Regions from separate parts of the Homo sapiens genome. Here all the other regions are linked to region 1. A link is an interaction called in ENCODE POLR2A ChIA-PET data of the cell type or tissue named here. Cell type or tissue: PC-9. All regions are shown on one strand.

What was found. ChIA-PET counts read pairs that join two places held together with the same protein. Peaks named below come from ENCODE experiments on the same cell type or tissue, not always from the same donor. Only the 100,000 strongest peaks of a DNase experiment are listed, where the experiment ranks them.
Region 2: POLR2A ChIA-PET joins it to region 1 with 10 read pairs; 4 of 35 experiments call an interaction of 5 or more read pairs at or near these places.
Region 3: POLR2A ChIA-PET joins it to region 1 with 11 read pairs; 2 of 35 experiments call an interaction of 5 or more read pairs at or near these places.

What each region holds. Positions count from the first base shown.
Region 1 is chr5:1,512,641-1,520,640 of GRCh38, forward strand. All of the region lies in intron 1 of LPCAT1 (lysophosphatidylcholine acyltransferase 1), which reads right to left. Among named protein-coding and RNA genes, the nearest start is that of MIR6075, 5.8 kb to the left of the region's middle. RefSeq lists enhancers at 466-1,025, 1,586-2,144, 2,145-2,705, 2,706-3,265, 3,266-3,825 and 1 more. In PC-9, no CTCF peak of the experiment used is centred here; DNase peaks (open chromatin) are centred at 2,311, 3,701 and 4,381; H3K4me3 peaks cover 786 bases; H3K27ac peaks cover 2,716 bases.
Region 2 is chr5:1,615,983-1,623,982 of GRCh38, forward strand. It overlaps the pseudogene PDCD6P1 and the pseudogene LOC112267946. Among named protein-coding and RNA genes, the nearest start is that of MIR4277, 89 kb to the right of the region's middle. In PC-9, no CTCF peak of the experiment used is centred here; no DNase peak of the experiment used is centred here; H3K27me3 peaks cover 8,000 bases.
Region 3 is chr5:1,451,733-1,459,732 of GRCh38, forward strand. No RefSeq gene overlaps it. Among named protein-coding and RNA genes, the nearest start is that of SLC6A3, 10 kb to the left of the region's middle. RefSeq lists an enhancer at 4,136-5,335. In PC-9, no CTCF peak of the experiment used is centred here; no DNase peak of the experiment used is centred here; H3K27me3 peaks cover 3,285 bases.

The DNA.
Region 1 (8,000 bases):
TATGTATGGCCCACGCCTTCACCTGGAGTCTTCCTCCCATCGGGGGGCTCTGCTGTCTGGACTAAGCGTTCCCTGACACCCTGGCTCACACCCGTGATGCCAGCACAGGGCATGGTGCTCACACATTGGTGCTGTTGGAAAGTAACCAGTAAAAAGGTGTGTGAAAGAAAACACGCTTACTCATTCTGCAGACAATTCCTGAGCACCTGCAATGTGCACTCTGGACAAATGGTGTCCAGGTGCAGGCAGAACGAGACCGACGGAAACCGCAGCACCACCTGGCTCAGACGGCACAGGTGCAGCCCGTGTAAAGATGGCACGCGCCGGCATCCTGGTGTGGGCCTGCGGGAAAAGGGCGTGGGGTGGAGGTGCAAGCTCAGCTGAGAAATCAGGAGTAGAGAGTGCAGAGCCCCACGGAGGGAGGGCCCAGGCAGGGTGGCTATGTGAGCATCACAGCCGATGCCCCAGTTCCTGCTTCAAGATGACCGATGGCAGGCAGGTGCCGGAGCCGCTCCTCCGGTCCCCAGGCTGGCCTCCGGGTCCTGCCCACATGCTCTCCCAGACAGTCCTCATGCCTCCTCACCCGCAAAGCTCTGCACAAATCCCCCTTCCCTGAAGGGTTTGGGACACCCAGCCAGAGTTCTGTCCCTCTGGTCCCTACATATGACGTCCCCCATGTCCAACCTGCAGCCCCACACTCTAGAGGAGAGATTCCACAATACAGGCTGCAGGCTGGGAGGCCCTTCCATTGCTGCCTGGTGACCCCGAGGGCTCAGCTCCTGCAAGGCCTGGCTCACGGCAGGTGCTCGCAAGAAGAATACAGGAGGGAAGGGAGCAGAAACTCAGAAGTGTAAGCTTCTGGGCTGCACACGTTCCACTGTGGGCACAGGCTAAGCTTCAAAAGCAGAAACTAGCTGCAGATTCCTATTTGGAGGCTGCGGGGACTCGGTTACACCTGACCCATTTCCACAGGCTCTCACCCGTGGGGCAGGACACCCTGCGATTATGTTTCCTCCATTTCCACAGGCTCTCACCCGTGGGGCGGGACACCCTGCGATTACATTTCCTCCATTTCCACAGGCTCTCACCCGTGGGGCGGGACACCCTGCGATTACATTCTCACCCGTGGGGCGGGACACCCTGTGATTACATTTCCTCCATTTCCACAGGCTCTCACCGGTGAGGCGGGACACCCTGCGATTACATTCTCACCCGTGGGGCAGGACACCCTGTGATTACATTTCCTCCATTTCCACAGGCTCTCACCCGTGGGGCGGAACACCCTGTGATGACATTTCCTCCATTTCCACAGGCTCTCACCCGTGGGGCGGGACACCCTGCGATTACATTTCCTCAGAAGGCAGCTTTCAAGGCAAAGCTCCCACGTGCAGAAACGGGCCCTGGAGGTGGGAGTCCCAGGAGCCGTGGAGAAGCTCCAATGAGAACGGGGCCAGATGGGCAGCCCGAGAGCAGAACCCCCACCACCAGCGGCTGGGGAGAGGCTGGAGATGCCAGGGCCCTCCTGGGAGGCACCAGCTTTGTCCTCGAGGCCGAGGGGAGGAGAAGCACAGGAGATGCTGGGCACAAGGGGCCCGGCACAGGCCAGGCACAGGGAGGCCCCAGCCTCATCTGCCCAGTGAGCGATATCCAAAAACAACAAACAGGGTCCACATGCCAGCACTGCAGCCACAGCAGCACGAGGGGCCATCGCAGGTGCACGGGCCTCACAGCTTCACAGAGCAGAGCCATGCCAAACGCTCGCGGTGAAAGGCAGCCTGTTTCTTCAGTACTGTTCCTTCGACAGGTCAGTCCTGAGCCCCAGGCTGTGTCCCAGGACACTGGGAGTCTGCTCCGCACTGGGGGACTCAAAGTCCACACGGGGCCCACAGGTGGTCAAGTGAACCAAACGCCCCACACCCTGACCCCCAGGTGTACATTCTGCACATTTTAATTCCGAGGTTGGGAATGCACCCTACGCCGCCAGGCACGCCGCCAGGCCGAGGTCTGCAGCAGCATTTCACTCTGTTGGTGTCCGAGGACCTCAGGGGCTGTGGACCATGCAGGCGCTGCAGACAGTGATACATCGTGGGGGGCTCAGGAGAAGCAGGCTCCTGGGATCATTCCAACAAAAAGGTCCCCCTGCGTGCTCCGCCAGGACCCCACCTTCCACCTCCAGCCAAAACAGGACCTTCACACATACCAGCACGCTTCCCATTCAGCCCAGGCCCTGAGACAGGCCCTCCGGAGCTGTGGCCCAGGGAAACGCCAATCTCCCCGGACCTCCCGCCTGGTCTGAGTAAAAAGAATCCTGAAATTCAGGATCCGTGGCATTTCTAGCTGCTTGCATTTGTTTAACAAACATCTGCAGAAAGCCAGTGGGGCCCTGGTGGAGAGCACCTCCCAAGCCCCCTGTGGTGGGAGCCCCACCCCCAGCACATCCTGCATCAGGGGATCCTGCTACAAGAAAGAGTCCCCAGCCTGCTGGCCCTTCCTACTCCGAACTGGCCGCAGATACAGGGAGCCCCCCAGCACATCCTGCATCAGGGGATCCTGCTACAAGAAAGAGTCCCCAGCCTGCCGGCCCTTCCTACTCCGAACTGGCCGCAGATACAGGGAGCCCCCCAGCACATCCTGCATCAGGGGATCCTGCTACAAGAGTCCCCAGCCTGCCCGGCCCTTCCTACTCCGAACTGGCTGCAGATACAGGGAGCCCCCCAGCACATCCTGGCCCAAACCCTCAAAAGCTGCAGGAGCCCACAGCCTGCCCTGTACACCCTGCGCCACACTACCCGCAAATACAAGGTCCCCCACCTCCCCCGCCAGCCCAGAACATCCTGGCCCAAGTCCCACCCCCAGCCTGCCCTGTACACCCTGCCCCACACTACCCGCAGATACAGGGGCCCCCCAGAACATCTTGGCCCAACCCCCTGGCCTGCCCTGTATACCCTGCCCTGCACTATCTACAGATACTGGGACCCTCCCCCACCTCCCACTGCCGCCCACACACAACATCCTGGCCTAAGTCCCACCCACTTAGCTGCAGGAGCCCCTGGCCTGCCCTGTACACCCTGCTCCACACTACGGGCAAATACAGGGGGCCCCCCGGAACATCCTGGCTCACCCCCACTCCCCCGAGCTGCAGGAGTGCCTCTGTCCCCACAATTCTGGGTCTGCGCCACCATCTCCAGGGAGCCCACCAAGCACATCCTGGCCCTGTCCCTGGCTATGGGAGACCCTCCACCCAGGACATCCTGCTTCCCCCAGCTGCAGGGAGCCCCTGGACCACCAGTAACGTCTGTGAGGCAAGGCTGACCCCTGCTCAGCCAGTGGGTAGAATGGGAGTGGGCAGGGGCTGTGGGCCCTGGCAAGTATGTCCACTCCTCTGAGTGCAGGGAGGTACAGAGGTGACCAGCCTGACGTGCAGCTGTGGACACAGAGGGAGGGCTGCTGGGGGCTGGAGGCCACTGCCCAGTGGCAGTTGTGGGGGAGGCAGAAATGACCTGATCGCTCTAAGGTGAGGGAGAGGAGAGCCCACTCTTTACAGAGACTTCCCCAATGGCACAGGCGCCACGTGGTCCTGGGGCCACTGACTGGGCAGACAGCCTGGCACAGGGACAGGACAGGTCTAGCCTGGGATGTGCTGAGCTTGATGGATGCATGGGACCCAGGAGGATGTCACAATGATGATTCACATGGCACACAGGTGACCATGACTCTTCCCTGATGGAGACAATGACTCACTGCTGCAGAAAGGTGGATCTAACCCCTCCAGGGTAGCCTAGGAGAACAAACAGACTCCACTCTAAGGAGCCCAGGCATTCCATGCTGATCCACGCCTGCCCAGCCCGGCGGCATCCCCACTGTCTGTGCATGGACACCAGCCCTCCCTGGCTCCAGGGCCCTTGCCCTCCAGTACCTTGGCCCAGCTTTGGTTCTACCCCAAGGGTTTTAAAACATTTAGAACTGGGAGAGAAACTGTTTTCTTTCTTTCCTTTTTTTTTTTTAAGCTTGTATGTGGCAAATATCTTTAAGAGGAAATAACTCACTCCTCTGGCTCTAAGAGGGAAGTGTGAAATTCAAGAGTAAAATCAAGGTTTGGAAAAGGCTGCTGTCCCCAGGTACCAGCCCCCACCCCAGCAGTGTCTCCCCACACAGGGGACGAGGGCACAGGGGATGAGGTTAGAGGGCCACCAGTCACAGCAGAGGAAAGACCACACTGAGGGAAGCTGGGAGCTGACTGTGCTGGAAGTTCAAGAACAGCACCTCACCTTTAACACACCTAAGCTCATGCTGCTGGCACATGGCTGAGAAGCCAGGGATGCATTGGTTTTAATACAGCAAAAAGTATCCCCCAGGGTTGCAAAATGACGTGGGTTTCACAGGGACAAACAGTGATCACATTAGAAAATAATGTTATTTCCAAACACAAGCCTAGCATCATGCTTTTTTCCTGGGCTCATTTTCAGAATGATTCACAGCTAGATTAAAGGTTTACACTGGAAATGCTGGAAACAGTAACCGGGAATGGTAAGCATGCCCCAGCACCCACAGGAGGCCCACAGGACTTGGAGGGGACGGTCGCGGCTCCTGGCCATCCTGAGAACCATAGCACTTTTGTCATGGGCCGCGTGGGGATGAGGGCCCTGGAAACAGGAAGAGGAAGGTCAGGAGGGCTCCTCCTGCAGTCTCTGTGTCAGAGGCAGGGACATGGCTTAGCAAGACAGGTGACCTCGTGGAAGCCTAGCTTGGACACTCCCAACCAGTCATGTCCAAGCAGTACAGCACAGGGCGCCTTCTCAGACAAGAGCGGTGAGACGGAGTGGGACAGGGAGCCACGTTCTCCGCTGCCTGGGCCCTCCCAGCACTCAAGGGCGCTCTGCCCCTGCAGGCACAGGAGGCACCGGGCATGGGCCAGACACCCAGCAAGTGTGGTAGTCGAGTCCCGTGCCCGGCTCCTGAAGCAGGGCTCCTGAGTGGCCACTTTTTCAGGCACAAAATCCTAACATGTTTATACGAGAAATAGATAATTCAACTGCAAAAAAAAAAGCCAATGTTAGGAAGAAACGATTTAAATAAAATGGAAGCAAGTAGTGACCATAGCTTGACATTTTCTAAAGACTACAGTTCGTCTAGGAACAGAGGCGACGTGTCAAATTCAAGAGTAAAATCAAGGTTTGGAAAAGGCCGCTGTTCCCAGACAGGAGCCCCCACCCCTGGCAGTGCCTCCCCACACGGGGGACGAGGGGACAAGGGGACGAGGTCGGAGGGCTCAGGAGAGCCGCATCCGGAATGCATTCTGAACGCAGCTGTGGGCCGCCTGCCTCCTCTTACTAAAGAAAGTGGACATCAGAGAGGAAGCATTTGCAAAGTCTGATGACGGCTCACATGGACTAATGCAGAAGTGAACCCGCAGGGCTGACGGACGCCTCAGGGTTCTCGCCCCACTCTGAGCACGGCCCTGCGGCCTCTCTCGAGCCCACCCACTCCTGACCCTGGGTCCCACAGGGTGGGGGATGCACCGTGGCCCCATGCATGGGATGAAGGGCTTGGGCCGGGTGACTGGCTGGACGCCTTCCAGAGAAAAGGCAATGCGTGGTTTAAAGCGGAAAAAAAACACAGCTGAAAAAAAAGAGAAAAATATAAGACAGAGCTGATGTCTTACCCCAGGTTGCTTGTCCCGGGCACAGTAAAAACTTTTTCTTTATCTTTTTCTTTTTGGAGACGGAGTCCGGCTCTGTCGCCCAGGCTGGAGTGCAGTGGTGCGATCTCCGCTCACTGCAAGCTCCGCCTCCTGGGTTCACGCCATTCTCCTGCCTCAGCCTCCTGGGTGGCTGGGACTGCAGGCACCTGCCATGACACCCGTCTAATTTTTTGTATTTTTAGTAGAGACGGGGTTTCACCGTGTTAGCCAGGATGGTCTCGATCTCCCGACCTCATGATCCGCCCGCCTCGGCCTCCCAAAGTGCTGGGATTACAGGCGTGAGCCGTTGCGCCCGGCCCACAGTAAAAACTTAAAATGCACCTGCTGCGGCCAGCACCGACCATGGCTGTGAACAGCAAGCAGAGGCAGGAGCAGAACCCACATGGCCCTGTGTTCCAGTGGGAGGAAGGAGCAGTCCTGAGTGCCAATGACGATAGGGGGCCGGACCCAGGCAAGAGGCCAGCATCATTCTGAAATGCGTAAAAACATGTGCTCCTTTAGAGTTCCGGAGCCACGACCACAGGCAGTGAAGGAGGCGCCCTGGGTGTCATCTCCTGTCTGGGAACGGAAAGGTGTTGTCTCACTTGGGCTGATGTGAGAAAGGAACCGTGCCTGCAGGAAGCGTGCAGAGCAGGGTGCATGAGTGGGGGAAGAAAGCAGCTCCCATGGCTCACGCCAGCCTGGCGTCCTGAAACAGACCCAGAAGCTGCAGAGTTTTAAAAGTTGGCACAGATGCGTGCTGACAATATAAGATAAAGGGCTCTTTCTCACGATGAAACAGGAGTGCAAAGACAGTGTCCGTTTAAGACGAACTTTGGGTCACAATCACGGGTTTCTGCATGAAACTGATGGTGCTTTGCTGTCAGCTGTAAAACAAAACTATGTGCGTGAGCTTCTGTGTGTATGTGGGTATGCTTATGTGGATGTTTGTGTACACTCGCATGTATATGCCTGTGTATGCACTTATGTATATGTGTATGCATGTGTGTACACACATATTCTCATACACACACTCATATTAGAAACCCAAGTTTTAGGACAGAATGCTATAAAAAATGAAAAGTAAAGTCTTTTCCGATTTTGAACCCCCCTTCCCATTTTGCAAAGTTAACCACAACTAAGTTTCACGAGTGCGTCATTCGGAAAATTCATTCGGAAAATTAGACAGGATTACAGGAACGCTCTCGATGACTTTGAGAAAAAAGCCAGTTCCCTAAGGTCAGGGCTCCTTGTGAGGTGAGGGCAGGCATCCATGCTAAGCCAGCCCACGCTGCCCTCCCTGCCTGGGAGACGGCACAGCAGCTGGGCCTCTGTGTCCTCACCTGTGCTTCCTGGGGCAAAGGATGACAGTGACCAGAGGCGAGGACACGGGAAAATGACGCTTGGGCCTCTACTGGGCCAAAACAGTTGGCACCATCACACCCAGGTCATCAGAAGGCAGCTGGGGGCCATGGGCCTGGCACCGTCTCCAAGGCCTCTGAGGCATCCAGGGAGACAGCAGGCCCTGTACAGCCCTGGCCTTCTCCATCCTCCCCAAGGGACAGGCACTCTCCTGCACATCCTCCACAGGGTGTGGCTGCCCTGTGCTCCCACCGGGTACACTGCCCAGGGCTCCTTGGCCCACCCCACCCCTCCACATCCACTGCCCGGCAATGGGGCTGAGCGAAGAGCCAGTCTTACTGAATCCAGGCAGGCAGCACCCAGGGACCCAGTGGGCAGCAGGAGCAGCTCAGAGAAGCCTGAGGAACCCCCATCCCCGTGCATGTGTGCCTGGAGGGCACCAAGGGTCAAGAACACACTGCAAACACAGCCATCCACGTGAGGAGCCTGGCAACGTGTGCAGGCACACGAATTCCTGTTCTGCAGTGGCCATGCTGGACTCAGGAGCGAGGCTGAGAGGGCGGAGTCCTGCTCCTGAGTTTTTTTAAAAAATCACAACTCAGGTATTTGTATAAAAATGTGGAGAAAAAGATGGCCCACTTTTGGGTAAATTCTATGCAGGGCCACCAGGCAGGGAGGGGCAGAATCTGTCCCTGGACTCAACCCTCATCATAATCCTCTCTGTGGATTAGCCAGCGTGGGCAGGCGGGCACCCAGCAGCCTCCTCCACTCTGAGACAGCAACGCCCGTCCAAGGACTCAGCTCCAAGGTGCACAGGAAGGCATTATGCTTTCCAGGATGTAAGTTCTTGCCAACTCTGGTTCCGAGCAGCAGAGACTTTAGAAATGGGGAAAATGGGCCGGGCGCGGTGGTTCACGCCTGTAATCCCAGCACTTTGGGAGGCCGAGGCGGGAGGATC
Region 2 (8,000 bases), 100 kb after region 1:
TTAAGTACAACAACATTTGCTTATTTTTAGAGTCTTTTATGATATCAAGAGAAATGATCCCGGAAAGAAAAAATCAAGAAAAAGAATCTGATGCCTCAACTGTGAATGAAGAGACTTCTGAGGAAAATAATCAAATGGAGGAATCTGATGTGTCTCAAGCTGAGAAAGATTTACTACATTCCGAAGGTAATGAAAACGAAGGCCCTGAAAGTAGTGGTTCTTCTGACTGCCGTGAAACAGAAGAATTAGTAGGATCCAATTCCAGTAAAACTGGAGAGATTCTTTCAGAATCATCCATGGAAAATGATGACGAAGCCACAGAAGTCACCGATGAACCAATGGAACAAGATTATTTAGAAACATTTAGATGCAGTATTTTACGTACAGTTCTGGTTTTAACGCCGTATAAAACTTTTATGTAAAAAAGTGGACCTTTAGTTTTACAAGAAAAGCAGGTTGTAAAATAAAGTACTTTATGGATAATTCCTGGAAGAGTTGTACATGTAAGAACTGTGAATATCAGCTCCTCTGGGTCCTGCTTACCTTACCGCTGATCTTTCTTTCTTTCTTTCTTTTGGTCTGGGCAAATCAGTGGTTTGTGTATAGATTTTTTTTTAAATTTAGGATTAAGGTTTTTAAACTGGAAGGTAATCATAATGTTGAAAAGTTTTTTGAGATTGTCACATTTAGTTTATACATATGCAAGAAGGTTTTTGTCTTGTCTCTTTCTGATAGCTCTAGCAGTTTTCATATTTTGGTCATAGTTTCAACATTTTAACATGTGAATAATAGGGTTTCATGCTGGTTTCCAGATGTTATTGTTCAGCTACATACAATGGAACATTAAGTTATATTCTAAGGGGGGAAATGTTATATTTTTCTGTTTCTATAAGAGATGAATACAGTGGATACTTTTTCTATTGGTAATGATTGAGTTCACCTCTTTCAGAAGACATTTTCTTTCGCTTCTGAGTAACTGAAATAAAATCTGGCCTTTGTGAAACCCTGGAAATACCACGACCCACAACTAGAAACACCAATACCAGCTCCTCCACGAGTTTCCAGCTCCACAACCTAAGACATCAGAGGCAGCATTGGCTCCTCACCCAGATTCCAGCTCCGGGACCCTCATATTTGAACTGCAGGACCATCTCATCCCTGGATCTCCAGCTGCACCACACTCAAATTAGAACAACATCAGCTCCTCTCCAGGTCTCCACCTGCACAGCCCTCGAACGGGAACGTCAGCTCCTCCCCGGGTCTCCAGCTGCACGGCCCTAAAACTAGAACATCAGCTCCCGCCCGGGTCTCCAGTTGCACCATCCTCAAACTGGAACATCAGATCCCCACGGGTCTCCAGCTGCAGGGCCCTCAAACTGGAACATCAGCTCCCCACCAGATCTCCAGCTGCACGGCCCTCAAACTGGAACATCAGCTCCCCGCTGGGTCTCCAGCTGCATGGCCTGCAAACTGGAACATGAGCTCCCCGCCGGGTCTCCAGCTGCATGGCCCTCAAATTGGAACATCAGCTCCCCACCAGATCTCCAGCTGCACGGCCCTCAAACTGGAATATCAGCTCCACCCTGGGGCTCCAGGTGCACAGCCCTCAAACTGCAACATCAGCTCCCAGCCGGGTATCCAGCTGCATGGCCCTCAAACTGCAACATCAGTTCCCCGCCGGGTCTCCAGCTTCACGGCCCTCAAACTGGAACATCAGCTCCCCGCCCAGGTCTCCAGCTCCACGGCCCTCAACCTGCAACATCAGCTCCCCACCGGGTCTCCAGATGCATGGCCCTCAAACTGGAACATCAACTCCCCACCAGGTCTCCAGATGCACGGCCTGCAAACTGGAACATCAGCTCCCATCAGATCTCCAGCTGCACAGCCCTCAAACTGGAATATCAGCTCCACCCCGGGGCTCCAGGTGCACAGCCCTCAAACTGCAACATTAGCTCCCAGCCAGGTATCCAGCTGCATGGCCCTCAAACTGCAATATCAGCTCCCAGCCAGGTATCCAGCTGCATGGCCCTCAAACTGCAACATCAGCTCCCCCCCGGGTCTCCAGCTCCACGGCCCTCAAACTGCAACATTAGCTCCCCGCCAGGTCTCCAGCTTCACGGCCTTCAAACTGGAACATCAGCTCCCCGCCCAGGTCTCCAGCTCCACGGCCCTCAACCTGCAACATTAGCTCCCCACTGGGTCTCCAGATGCACAGCCCTCAAACTGGAACACTGGCTCCCCACCGGGTCTCCAGCTGCATGGCCTTAAACTGGAACATCAGCTCCTAGGCCCTCAAACAGGAACATCAGCTCCCCACAGGGTCTCCAGCTGCACGGCCCTCAAATTGCAACATCAGTTCCCCCCTGGGTCTCCAGCTGCACCACCTCAAACTGCAACATCAGCTCCCTGCTGGGTCTCCAGCAGCACGGACCTCAACCTGGAACATTAGCTCCTACCCACCCGGGTCTCCAGCTCCACGACCCTCAACCGGCAACACTGGCTCCCCACCGGTTCTCCAGATGCACGGCCCTCAAACATCAGCTCCCAGCCGGGTCTCCAGCTGCACGGCCCTCAAACTGGAACATCAGCTCCCCGCCAGGTCTCCAGATGCACGGCCCTCAAACTGGAACATCAGCTCCCAGCCAGGTATCCAGCTGCATGGCCCTCAAACTGCAACATCAGTTTCCCCCCGGGTGTCCAGCTTCATGGCCCTCGAACTGGAACATCAGCTCCCCACCCAGGTCTCCAGCTCCACGGCCCTCAACCTGCAACATCAGCTCCCCACCGGGTCTCCAGATGCACGGCCCTCAAACTGGAACATCAACTCCCCACCCAGGTCTCCAGCTCCACGGCCCTCAACCTGCAACATCAGCTCCCCACCGGGTCTCCAGATGCACAGCCCTCAAACTGGAACATCAACTCCCCGTCGTGTCTCCAGATGCACGGCCTGCAAACTGGAACATCAGCTCCCGTCAGGTCTCCAGCTGCACAGCCCTCAAACTGCAACATCAGCTCCCAGCCAGGTATCCAGCTGCATGGCCCTCAAACTGGAACATCAGCTCCCCGCCCAGGTCTCCAGCTCCACGGCCCTCAACCTGCAACATCAGATCTCCACCGGGTCTCCAGATGCACAGCCCTCAAACTGGAACACTGGCTCCCCCCCGGGTCTCCAGCTGCATGGCCTTAAACTGGAACATCAGCTCCTAGGCCCTCAAACAGGAACATCAGCTCCCCACAGGGTCTCCAGCTGCACGGCCCTCAAATTGCAACATCAGTTCCCCTACTGGGTCTCCAGCTGCACCACCTCAAACTGCAACATCAGCTCCCTGCTAGGTCTCCAGCAGCATGGCCCTCAACCTGGAACATCAGCTCCCACCCACCCGGGTCTCCAGCTCCACGGCCCTCAACCGGCAACACTGGCTCCCCACCGGTCCTCCAGATGCACGGCCCTCAAACTGGAACATCAGCTCCACCCCGGGTATCCAGCTGCACGGCCCTCAAACTGGAACATCAGCTCCCCACCAGGTCTCCAGATGCACGGCCCTCAAACTGGAACATCAGCTCCCCGCTGGGTCTCCAGCTGCACGGCCCTCAAACTGGAACATCAGCTCCCCGCCGGGTCTCCAGGTGCACGGCCCTCAAACTGGAACATCAGCTCCCCGCCAGGTCACCAGCTGCACGGCCCTCAAACTGGAACATCAGCTTCCCGCCGGGTCTCCAGCTGCATGGCCCTCAAATTGCAACATCAGCTCCCAGCAGAGTCTCCAGCTGCACGGCCATCAAACTGGAACATCAGCTCCCCCGCGGGTCTCCAGCTGCACAGACCTCAAACTTGAACATCAGCTCCCTGCCGGGTCATCAACTGCACGGCCCTCAAACTGGAACATCAGCTCCACCCCTGGGTCTCCAGCAGCATGGCCCTACAACTGGAACATCAGCTTCCCCCCCGGGTCTCCAGCTGCACAGCCCTACAACTGGAACATCAGCTCCCTGCCGGGTCTGCAGCTGCATGGCCCTCAAATTGGAACATCAGCTCCCCGCCAGGTTCAAATTGTTCCAGTTTGAGGGCCGTGCAGCTGAAGACCCGGTGGGGAGCTGATGTTCCAGTCTGAGGGCTGTGCAGCTGGATACCCGGTGGGGAGCTGAAGTTCCAGTTTGAGGGCTGTGAAGCTGGAGACCCGGTGGGGAGCTGATGTTCCAGTTTGAGGGCCATGCAGCTGGAGACTCAGTGGTAGCCGATGTTGCAGTTTGAGGGCCGTGCAGCTGGAGACCCGGGTGGGAACCGATGTTCCAGTCTGGGAGCCATGCAGCTGGAGGCACTGCGGGGAGCAGATGTTCCAGTTTGATGTTCCCCCCTGGGTCTCCAGGTGCACGGCCCTCAAACTGGAACATCAGCTCCCCACCGGATCTCCAGCTGCACAGCCGTCAACATCAGCTCCTCCCCGAGTCCTCAGCTGCGCAACCCTCAAGTTAGAACATCAGCTTCTCCCCAAGTCTTCAGCTGTGCGACCCTCAATCTAGAACATCAGTTCCTCTCTGGGTCTGCAGCTGCAAGACCCTGAAACTACATCAGCTTCTCTCTGGGTCTGCAGCTGCAAGACCCTCAAACTACAACATCAGCTTCCCTCCAGGTCTCCAGTTCCGTGACCCTAAATCTAGAACATCAGCTCCTCCGAGTCTCCAACTGAAAGACCCACAACGCAAACAACTTCAGCTCCTCCACAAGTCTTCAGCTGCACGACGCTCAATCTAGAACATCAGCTCCTCTCCGGGTCTGCAGCTGCAAGACCCTCAAACTACAACGTCAGCTCCTCTCCGGGTTTTCACCTCCATGACCCTCAATCTAGAACATCAGCTCCTCCCTGAGTCTCCAGCTGAAAGACCATCAAAGTGAACATCATCAGCTCCTCCCCGAGTCTTCAGCTGCACGATGTTCAATCTAGAACATCCGCTCCTGTCTGGTTCTCCAGCTGCACGACCCTCAAACTACAACCTCAGCTCTTCCCCGAGTCTTCTGCAGCATGATCCTCAATCTAGAACATAAGCTCCTCTCTGGGTGTCCAGCTGTAGGGACCTCAAATTAGAACGTCACCTCCTCCCAGAGTCTTCAGCTGCACGACCCTCAATCTATAACATCAGCTCCTCTCCGGGTTTCCAGCTCCATGACCCTAAAAATACATGAGCAGCTCCTCCCTGAATCTTCAGCTGCACAACCTCAAATTACAACATCAGCTCCTGTCTGCATCTCCAGCTGCAGGGCCCTCAAACTAGAATATGAGCTCCTCCCCGAGTCTTCAGCTGCACGACCCTCAAACTAGATCATCAGTTCCTGTACAGATCTCCAACTGTAGGGCCCTCAAACTAGAACATCAGCTTCTCCCCGAGTTTGCAGCTGCAAGACCCTCAAATTACAACCTCAGCTCCTCCCGGAGTCTTCAGCTGCACGACCCTCAATCTCGAACATCGGATCCTCTCCGGGTCTGCAACTGTAGGGCCCTCAAACTATAACATCAGCTCCTCTCCGGGTCTGCAGCTGTAAGGCTCTCAATCTAGAAATTCAGCTCCTCCCCGAGTCTTCTGCTGCACGACCCTCAACCTAGAACCGCAGCTCCTACCCGAGTCTTCAGCTGCATGACCCTCAATCTAGAAAATCAGCTCCTCTCCAGGTCTGCAGCTGCAAGACCCTCAAACTAGAACATGACCTTCTCTCCAGGTCTCCAGTTCCATGACCCTAAATCTAGAACATCAGCTCCTCCCTGAGTCTCCAACTGAAAGACCCTCAAGGCGAACAACATCACCTCCTCCCCAAGTCTTCAGCTGCAAGACCCTCAAACTAGAACATCAGATCCTCTCCAGGTCAGCAGCTGCAAGACCCTCAAACTAGAACATCAGCTCCTCTCCAGGTCTGCAGCTGCAAAATACTCAAACGAGAACATCAGCTCCTCTCCAGGTCTGCAGTTGCAAGACCCTCACACTAGAACATCACCTCCTCTACAGGTCCACAGCTGCAAGACCCTCAATCTAGAACCTCAGCTCCTCCCCGGGTTTTCAGCTGCAAGACCATCAAACTAGAACCTAAGCTCCTCCCCGAGTCTTCAGCTGCAAGACCCTCAATCTAGAACCTCAGCTCCTCCCTGGGTCTTCAGCTGCATGACCCTCAATCTAGAACCTCAGCTCCTCCCTGGGTCTTCAGCTGCATGACCCTCAATCTAGAACATCAGCTCCTATCCAGGTCTGCAGCTGCATGTCCCTCAAACTAGAACATCAGCTCCTCTCCAGGTCTCCAGCTGCATGACCCTCAAACTAGAACATCAGCTCCTCTCCAGGTCTCCAGCAGCATGACCCTCAAACTAGAACATCAGCTCCTCCCCGGGTCTTCAGCTGCATGACTCCAAAATTAGAACCTCAGCTCCTCCCCGAGACTTCAGCTGCACGATCCTCAATCTAGAACATCAGCTCCTATCCAGGTCTGCAGCTGCAAGATTCTCAAATCAGAACATCAGCTCCTCTCCGAGTCTGCAGCTGCACGACCCTCAAACTAGAACATCAGCTCCTCTCAGGAACTGCAGCTGCAAGACCCTCAAACTAGAATATCAGCTCCACTCCGGGCCTGCAGCTGCAAGACCCTCAATCTAGAACCTCAGCTCCTCCCCGGGTCTTCAGCTGCATGACCCCCAAATTAGAACCTCAGCTCCTCCCCGAGTCTTCAGCTGCATGACCCTCAATCTAGAACATCAGCTCCTATCCAGGTCTGCAACTGCACGTCCCTCAAACTAGAACATCAGCTCCTCTCCGGGTCTGCAGCTGCAAGATTCTCAAATCAGAACATCAGCTCCTCTCCGAGTCTGCAGCTGCATGACCCTCAAACTAGAACATCAGCTCCTCTCTGGAACTGCAGCTGCAAGACCCTCAAACTAGAACATCAGCTCCTCTCCGGGTCTGCAGCTGCACGACCCTCAATCTAGAACCTCAGCTTCTCCCCAGGTCTTCAGCTGCATGACCCCCAAATTAGAACCTCAGCTCCTCCCCGAGTCTTCAGCTGCATGGCCCTCAACCTAGAACATCAGCTCCTATCCAGGTCTGCAGCTGCACGTCCCTCAAACTAGAACATCAGCTCCTCTCCAGGTCTCCAGCTGCACGACCCTCAAACTAGAACATCAGCTCCTCTCCGGGTCTGCAGCTGCAAGATTCTCAAATCAGAACATTAGCTCCTCTCCGAGTCTGCAGCTGCATGACCCTCAAACTAGAACATCAGCTCCTCTCTGGAGCTGCAGCTGCAAGACCCTCAATCTAGAACCTCAGCTCCTCCCCGGGTCTTCAGCTGCATGACCCCAAAATTAGAACCTCAGCTCCTCCCCAAGTCTTCAGCTGCACGACCCTCAATCTAGAACATCAGCTCCTGTCCAGGTCTGCAGCTGCAAGATTCTCAAATCAGAACATCAGCTCCTCTCCGAGTCTGCAGCTGCACGACCCTCAAACTAGAAACATCAGCTCCTCTCCGGAACTGCAGCTGCAAGACCCTCAAACTAGAATATCAGCTCCACTCCGGGTCTGCAGCTGCACTACCCTCAATCTAGAACCTCAGCTCCTCCCTGGATCTTCAGCTGCACGACCCCCAAATTAGAACCTCAGCTCCTCCTCGAGTCTTCAGCTGCTTGACCCTCAATCTAGAACATCAGCTCCTATCCAGGTCTGCAGCTGCACGTCCCTCAAACTAGAACATCAGCTCCTCTCTGGGTCTGCAGCTGCACGACCCTCAAACTAGAACATCAGCTCCTCTCCGGAACTGCAGCTGCAAGACCCTCAAACTAGAATATCAGCTCCTCTCCGGGTCTGCAGCTGCATGGCCCTCAATCTAGAACCTCAGCTCCTCCCCGGGTCTTCAGCTGCATGACCCTCAAACGAGAATATCAGCTCCTCTCCAGGTCTCCAGCTGCACGACCCTCAAACTAGAACCTGCACGACCCTCAAACTAGAACATCAGCTCCTCCCTGGGTCTG
Region 3 (8,000 bases), 61 kb before region 1:
GTTCAAATCTTTTGCACCTTTGGGTTGTTTAATTGAGCTTTGAGAGTTCTTTACTATTCTGGATACCAGTCCCTTATCAGATGGGTACTTTGCAAATATTTTTCCCAGTCTTGGACTGTCTTTTCATTCTCTTAATAGATTCTTTCAGAGAAGAGTTATTAATTTTGATGAAGTCTAATTTATCCATTTTTCTTTCACAAATCCTGCTTTTAGTGTTGTATTTAAGAAATCTTTACCAAATTCATGATCATCAAGATTTTCTCCTAAGTTTTCCTCTAAACTTTTTAAAATTATAGATTGCATATTTACACATAGAATGCATTTTTAAACTAGCTTGGTGTAAGACACCAATTGAAGTTCACCACTTTACCTCCGAAGAGCCAGTTGTTCAGTGTTCTGCTGAGTTGCTTTTGCACCTTTGTTGAAAAGTCAGTTGTATGTATGTGTGTGGGTTTATTTCTGGGCTCCCTGTTTTATGATCTGTTAATCCATTTTGATGCTAATACCACACTTGCTGTGGACTGAATTGTTTACCCCCAAATTCATAGGTTAAAGCCATAACCCCCGCAAGGTGACTTTATCTGGAGATAGGGACTTTAGGAGGTGATTAGGTTAAATTAAATTGTAAGGGTGGGGTCATAACCCAGGAGGACTGTGGCCTTATAAGAAGAGGAAGCTCTCTCCATTTTACTTTCTGCCATGTGAAGATAGAGTAAGAAGGCGGCCATCTGCAAGCCAGGAAGAGAGGCCTCACCAGGAACTGAATCAGCTGCCTTGATGTTGGATTTCCAGTCTCCAGAACTGTGAGAAACAAATGTCTGCTGTTAAGCCCCCAAATCTGGTGTATTTTGTTGTGGCAGCCTGAGGAGATTAAAATGGCACTATCTTCATTATGGTCCTTTTGTAATACATTTTTAAATCAGGTAATGTAAGTCAGACAACTTTGTTCATTTTCAAAGTTGTTTTGCATATTCTCGGTCCTGTGCTTTTTCATATGAATTTTGGAATCAACTTTTCAATTTCTTCCAAAGTCCCGCATGGGATTTCTTCGGGTGGAGGCTGCCATCAATTTTTCATCATTATTCCTTTCTGAGGCAGGCTTCATGTCTAGATTTTCTTCTAAGTTCTGATTTAGCCAAATTCCAAAAGGTTTGATATGTTGTTTTGTTTTCATTCAGTTCAAAATATTTTCTGATTTCCCTTTTGATGTCCTCTTTGACCCATTGTTATTTAGATATGTGATTAGTTTCCAAATATTAGAAGATTGTCTGGATATGCTTCTTTATTTTTTGCCAAATGTATTTTTCATTTTGGTATCAAATTTATTTGCCTCTTTGTTGGAGAACTTGCTTTACATGACCTGAATCCCTAAAGGGAATTTTATGGTCTGGACTGTGGTCGATCTTGGTAAGCTTTTCACATGCATTTGAAAAGAATGTGCACTCTGCTATTATTGGATGAATTATTGTATAAATATCAAATAGGTCATGTTAGTTCGTACTGTTTTTGAAGTCTTCTGTATCCTTAAAAGTTTCTGTGTATCTGTTCTATCAACTATTGGGAAAGAGGTATTGAAATCTCCAAGTATAATTGTGTGAACTGCTCTATGTCTCCTTGCAGTTCTATCAGTTTTTGCCGAATTCATTATGAAGCTATGTTATTAGGTACATAAACATTTGTCCTTTTGGTGAACTGATGCTATCATAAAATGACATTGTTTAGACATGATCTGTTTTGAGGATTCCTATGGCTTGCATATTAGGTGGCTTGAAGTCCCACAGTTCTCTGATGCTTGGTTCATTTTTTTGTCTTTTTTCTTTATTTCATTTTGAACAGTTTGCACTGCCATCTATGTCTTCAAGTTCATGTATCCTTTTCTTCTGAGATGTTGAATCCACCCCTCCTCTCAACCAGTGCATTTTGCATCTGAGACATTGTGGTTTTCATCTCTAGAATTTGGATTCGTGTCTTTTAAAAAATATCTGTCATGTCTCTATTAAACATATTCAGTCTCGCCTTTGGCTAGCTCTTGGAATGAGGTAACAGTTATGATTGTCAATGCCTCTCTAATTCTATCATTTGAGTCATCTCTGGGTCTGTTTCTATTGACTGTAGGTCACATTTTCCCACCTTTTTGCATTGTGCTAATTTCCAGTGGATGCCCAGCATTGTGAATTTAACCCTGTTGGTTTGTGGATAACACTGTACTAATGTGAATATTCTGGAAGTTTGTCTTTGGCCACTGGTAAGGTCCCTGTTGTAGTTTGGTCATTCTTTCAGGTTTTGCTTTTAAGCTCTGCCCAGGAGGACCAGAGCAGTGCTTTGCTCAGGGCTGATGCTTCTTCCCTGCTGGGGCAAAGCCCATCTTAGTTTCCTGCCTAATGACCATGTTTCCCAACGGAGGGTAAATCCAGTCTCTACTCTTCCATTTTGACTGGAAGCAAAAATTGTGGACCCATTCACTTTTCTTTTTCTTTTCTTTTCTTTGAGATGGAGTCTCACTCTGTTGCCCAGGCTGGAGTGCAGTGGTGCGATCTCAGCTCTCTGCAACTTCTGCTTCCTGGGTTCAGGCAATTCTCTTGCCTCAGCCTCCAGAGTACCTGGGATTACAGGCGTGCACCACCACACCCAGCTAATTTTCATATTCTTAGTAGAGACAGGGTTTCACTGTGATGGCCACACTGGTCTGGAACTCCTAACCTTAGGTGATCTACATGCCTCAGCCTCCCAAAGTGTTGGGATTACAGGCATGAGCCACTGCGTCTGGCCCCCATTCACTTTTCTTACATTTAAGGGAGTTAATCTGCACCTAGCCAGCCCTTGACAGTGTCACATGACAGACAGTGGCCTCCTCATCAGTATTGCTGTTTCTGTTGTCCTTCCTCAGCAAATGTTTTCCAGTTACTCTTGTAGCTTCTCGGCCAAGTAGCTCAGTTCTGCCCTGGGGAATATGGGCAGAATTCATGACATTTAGCTTCATTTAGATGAGAGAACATACTCTGTGTGATTTAAACATCTTGAAATTTATCTGTGGTCAAGCACATGGTCTATTTTGTCAACTGCTTCATGTGCACTTGAAATGGCACATCATTTGGTGAATAGAGCTGTTTTTCTATGTAACTACATTTTTCCCTGATAGTTATATCAGTTACTAAGAGATCTATGTTAAAATCTCCAACTATGTTTGCAGATTTATTTCTCCTTTAAATCCTGTCATTGATGCTTAATATATTTAAGCTATGTGATTAGATACATGCACTTTTAAACATTGTGTCTTCCAATTGAATTGAACTTTTATCATCATGAAATGTCTGTCTTTAACTCTGCTAATTCTCCTAGTCTCTAAAGTACACTTAGTATGACAATCTTGCCAAATAAACTTTCTTAAGCTTCTGTTTGCATGTTATAAATATATTTCCTATTCTTTTACTTTCTTACCTTTTTGTTTTGTTTTTTTATGAGACAGAGTCTTGCTGTGTCACCCAGGCTGGAGTGCAGTGGCGCAATCTCAGCTCACTGCAACCTCTGCCTCCAGGGTTCACGTGATTCTCCTGCCTTAGCCTCCCAAGTAGCTGGGACTACAGGCATGTGCCACCACGCCCAGCTAATTTTTTTGCATTTTTACTAGAGATGGGGTTTCACCATGTTGGACAGGCTGGTCTTGACCTCCTGACCTCAAATGATCTACCTGCCTCGGCCTCCCAAAGTGCTGGGATTATAGGCAGGAGCCACTGTGCCCAGTCTATTCTTCTACTTTCAATCTATATTTAAACAGCATATAGTTAGGTATTTTATTTTTTATTTAGTCCAACAAATGTCATTTAGGAGTTTTTAGTCTATGTTTAATGTAACTACTAATATGATTGGATTTAAATTTACCGTTTTGCTATTTGTTATCTATCTCTATTCTCTGTCCTTTGTTCTTTCCCTCCCACCTTCCTTCTTAGTTTGGGTAAAATTTACATTTATATTAGTTATACTTCTTTGGTTCTGTTTTCTATGGGAGGGGGTCTTACTATGTGTATTTTTTTTTTAGATGAAGTTTTGCTCGGTCACCTCAGGCTGGAATGCAATGGCACCATATCAGCTCACTGCAACCTCCACCTCCAGGGTTCAAGAGATTCTCCCACGTCAGCCTCTCAAGTAGCTGGGATTACAGGTACCCACCATCATGCCCAGCTAATTTTCATACTTTTAGTAGAGATGGGGTTTTACCATGTTGGCCACAAGGTCTCCTGACCTCAGATGATCCACCCACTTCAGGCTCCCAAAGTGCTGGGATTACAGGCGTGAGCCACCATGCCTGGCCACTATGTGTATTTTTAACTTACCACAATCTACCTTCAAATGCCAAATTTCTGCATGGTATTCTCTTATTTCTGCCTGTAGAACTCTGAACATTGTTGGTCATTATGAACTACTGGCAGTGAATTATCTCAGCTTTTGCTGATTTCAAAATGTTTCTATTATGCCTTGATTTTTAAAAGATGTTTATTTTAGCATAGAATTCCAGGGTGGCCGCATTCGTCTTTAGTCTCTTTGAAGATGTCATCAGTCATCTGGATTGCATAGTTTCTGCAGAGAAGTCGGCTGTCGTTCTTATCTCTGTTCCTTGACGTCTGGGTTGCATAGTTTCTGCAGAGAAGTCGGCTGTCGTTCTTATCTCTGTTCCTTGACGTCTGGGTTGCATAGTTTCTGCAGAGAAGTCGGCTGTCGTTCTTATCTCTGTTCCTTGACGTCTGGGTTGCATAGTTTCTGCAGAGAAGTCGGCTGTCGTTCTTATCTCTGTTCCTTGACGTCTGGGTTGCATAGTTTCTGCAGAGAAGTCGGCTGTCGTTCTTATCTCTGTTCCTTGACGTCTGGGTTGCATAGTTTCTGCAGAGAAGTCGGCTGTCGTTCTTATCTCTGTTCCTTGACGTCTGGGTTGCATAGTTTCTGAAGAGAAGTTGGCTTTCATTCTTATCTCTGTTCCTTGATAGTATGTTGTTTTTCTCCAGCTGCTTTTAAGATTTTTCTCCTTTTCAGTGGCTTTCAGCAGTTTGTGATGTGTGTCTTGCTGTGTTTTTATTGTATTTTTTCTGCTGGGTGCTTATTGAGCTTCTTGGGTATCTTAGTTTATAGATTTGGAAAAAAATTCTGGCCATTATTTCATCAAATAATTTTTCTGTCCTGTCCTCCTCCTTTTCTAGGGCTCCAATCACATGTGATGGGCCTTGTGGCATTATTCCATGCCCACTTGTGCTTCATTTCTGTCTGTTTCTCCCTGTACATCACTGGGATCACACATAGCTGTATTTTCAGGTTCACTAATATTTTCTCTTGTCGGGTCTAATTTACTATAGTCTCTGCCAGGGTATGACACAGGCAGTGGATGTCAGCCTGTCTCTTTCCCAGCCAACCCAGTGTTTACCTAGTAGAACCATTCACAAACTGGCACTGGAAATAGGGATGGAGATGAGTGTGGATCAATAACAAAGAGCTGACCCATCAACAATAGCCTAGGCTGATGCAGTTATCACTGGACTCCCAACATGTCGGAAGCAGGGTCCCATACTTAGCCCCAGGTACCATTCCTGGGAAAGGGACTAGCCAGCCCCCTGGAGGCAGGTTGATCACACTGGACTCTTCCATCATTGAGGGGAGTATCTCTTGGTTTCAGTTTCCCTTATTCCAGATATGGATATGTCTTTGCTGTCAGTGTTTCTGACAGCACCATCTGTGGGCTTGATGAATGGCTTATTCACTATTGCCCACCTCCTATGGCATTGTTAAGGAATTTACTTTACAGCAAAGGCAGCATGGGAACAGGTACACACTTGGAATCCCTACGTTTCCCATCACCCAGAGGTGGCGAGTCTGATTAAGCATGAGGATGACTTCTTGAAGCTTTAGGTGTGCTGCCCATGGGGAGGCAGTGCCCTAGAACATTGGACTGCCATCCTGATGGATGACATAGTGCCTCGAACTGTGGACCAAGACATGGCACCATTTCATAGCCAGAATAATGTCTGTAATGTCAATGGGTGGAATTAGGACTGGCCCTGCTCACCACCACATCCAACACTTACTGCAGGGTGGCTGGTGCTGCTGTTCAGAAGATCCTTCACCTCCTTTGAGGGGCTCCCTTGCAGGACTGTACGTCTCTGGCTGTTGAATTCAGCTGTGACCACATGGCTTACTGTGGCCAATGAACCAGGAGTGGGCCTGCTGTATTCTGCGTCTGTGCAGCAGATATAGCATCTAGGCAGGCTTGCTTGTCACCTCTTCCCAAAGCCATCTGACTGGCTGAGTCCCAGGAGGGGCTGCTGTGCTGGGCTGGATGCAGATGGTGACATGGAGCAGAGCTGCAGCTGACCTGCCTGGGAGAGACGGGCGAGGACCACATCTGTTTAGCTGACCCTGACATTTTATTGGTTTACATTTGTTACCGCAGCATCAATGATCCCAGGTGGGCTGATAAACCCATTCACATATTTTTGCTTTTCTCGTCTGTGACATTGGGCTCTTTTGCTTTCAAGGTCCTAGTTCCCAAGGCTGGAATGCTCTTACCTGGGACCTCAGTGATCCATCTGCTGCACTGAAAGTTCAGACGGTCATCAGCTATTTGGGGCTGCTCATGCCACTTAGCTAATAGTTCAAGAAAAGCATGCTGTCTTGGTGGGGATGGCTAACCCCAATGAAAGGGCTATCTTGGAGCTCAGTGGATTCTCTAGGTACTTCTCAGGGCTTTCACGACTAATATTGTGACTAATAAAGGCAAGACGACAACTGCATCAGACACACTGGAATGAAAATTTGAGTCCTCTCACTGGGTAAAGAACCCTGACCATCCAAAGTACTGCTTAGGGTCAAGAAAACGTGGAATGGGTAGTGGAAGAAGGAAGGTGTAGCTGCTGATCACAGCCTCACAGCTAGCCACAGCATGAGGACAGTACCGGGCATGCAGGCTGTCCTCTTTGCTTGCTGTGTGTGTGTGAGCATGTGTGGGAGCATATAAGTGTGTGTGCATTAGTGTGAGCATGTGCATGCATGTGAATGTGTCTATGAAGACGTGCATGTGAATGTGCTCATGAGCATGTGTGTACATGTGTAAGCCTCAGCATGAGTGCATGTGAGCATGTGTGTACATGTAAGCCTCAGCATGAGTGCATGTGAGCATGTGTACATGTGTAAGCCTCAGCATGAGTGCATGTGAGCATGTGTGTACATATGTAAGCCTCAGCATGAGTGCATGTGAGCATGTGTACATGTGTAAGCCTCAGCATGAGTGCATGTGAGCCTCAGCGTGAGTGCATGTGAGCGTGTGTACATGTGTAAGCCTCAGCATGAGTGCATGTGAGCATGTGTGTACATGTGTAAGCCTCAGCATGAGTGCATGTGAGCATGTGTGTACATGTAAGCCTCAGCATGAGTGCATGTGAGCATGTGTACATGTGTAAGCCTCAGCATGAGTGCATGTGAGCATGTGTGTACATATGTAAGCCTCAGCATGAGTGCATGTGAGCATGTGTACATGTGTAAGCCTCAGCATGAGTGCATGTGAGCCTCAGCATGAGTGCATGTGAGCGTGTGTACATGTGTAAGCCTCAGCATGAGTGCATGTGAGCATGTGTGTACATGTGTAAGCCTCAGCATGAGTGCATGTGAGCACGTGTGTACGTGTAAGCCTCAGCATGAGTGCATGTGAGCCTCAGCATGAGTGCATGTTAGCATGTGTGTACATGCATAAGCCTCAGCATGAGTGCATGTTAGCATGTGTGTACATGTGTAAGCCTCAGCATGAGTGCATGTGAGCATGTGTACATGTGTAAGCCTCAGCATGAGTGCATGTGAGCATGTGTGTACATGTGTAAGCCTCAGCATGAGTGTATGTGAGCATGTGTACATGTGTAAGCCTCAGCATGAGTGCATGTGAGCATGTGTGTACGTGTAAGCCTCAGCATGAGTGCATGTGAGCATGTGTACATGTGTAAGCCTCAGCATGAGTGCATGTGAGCATG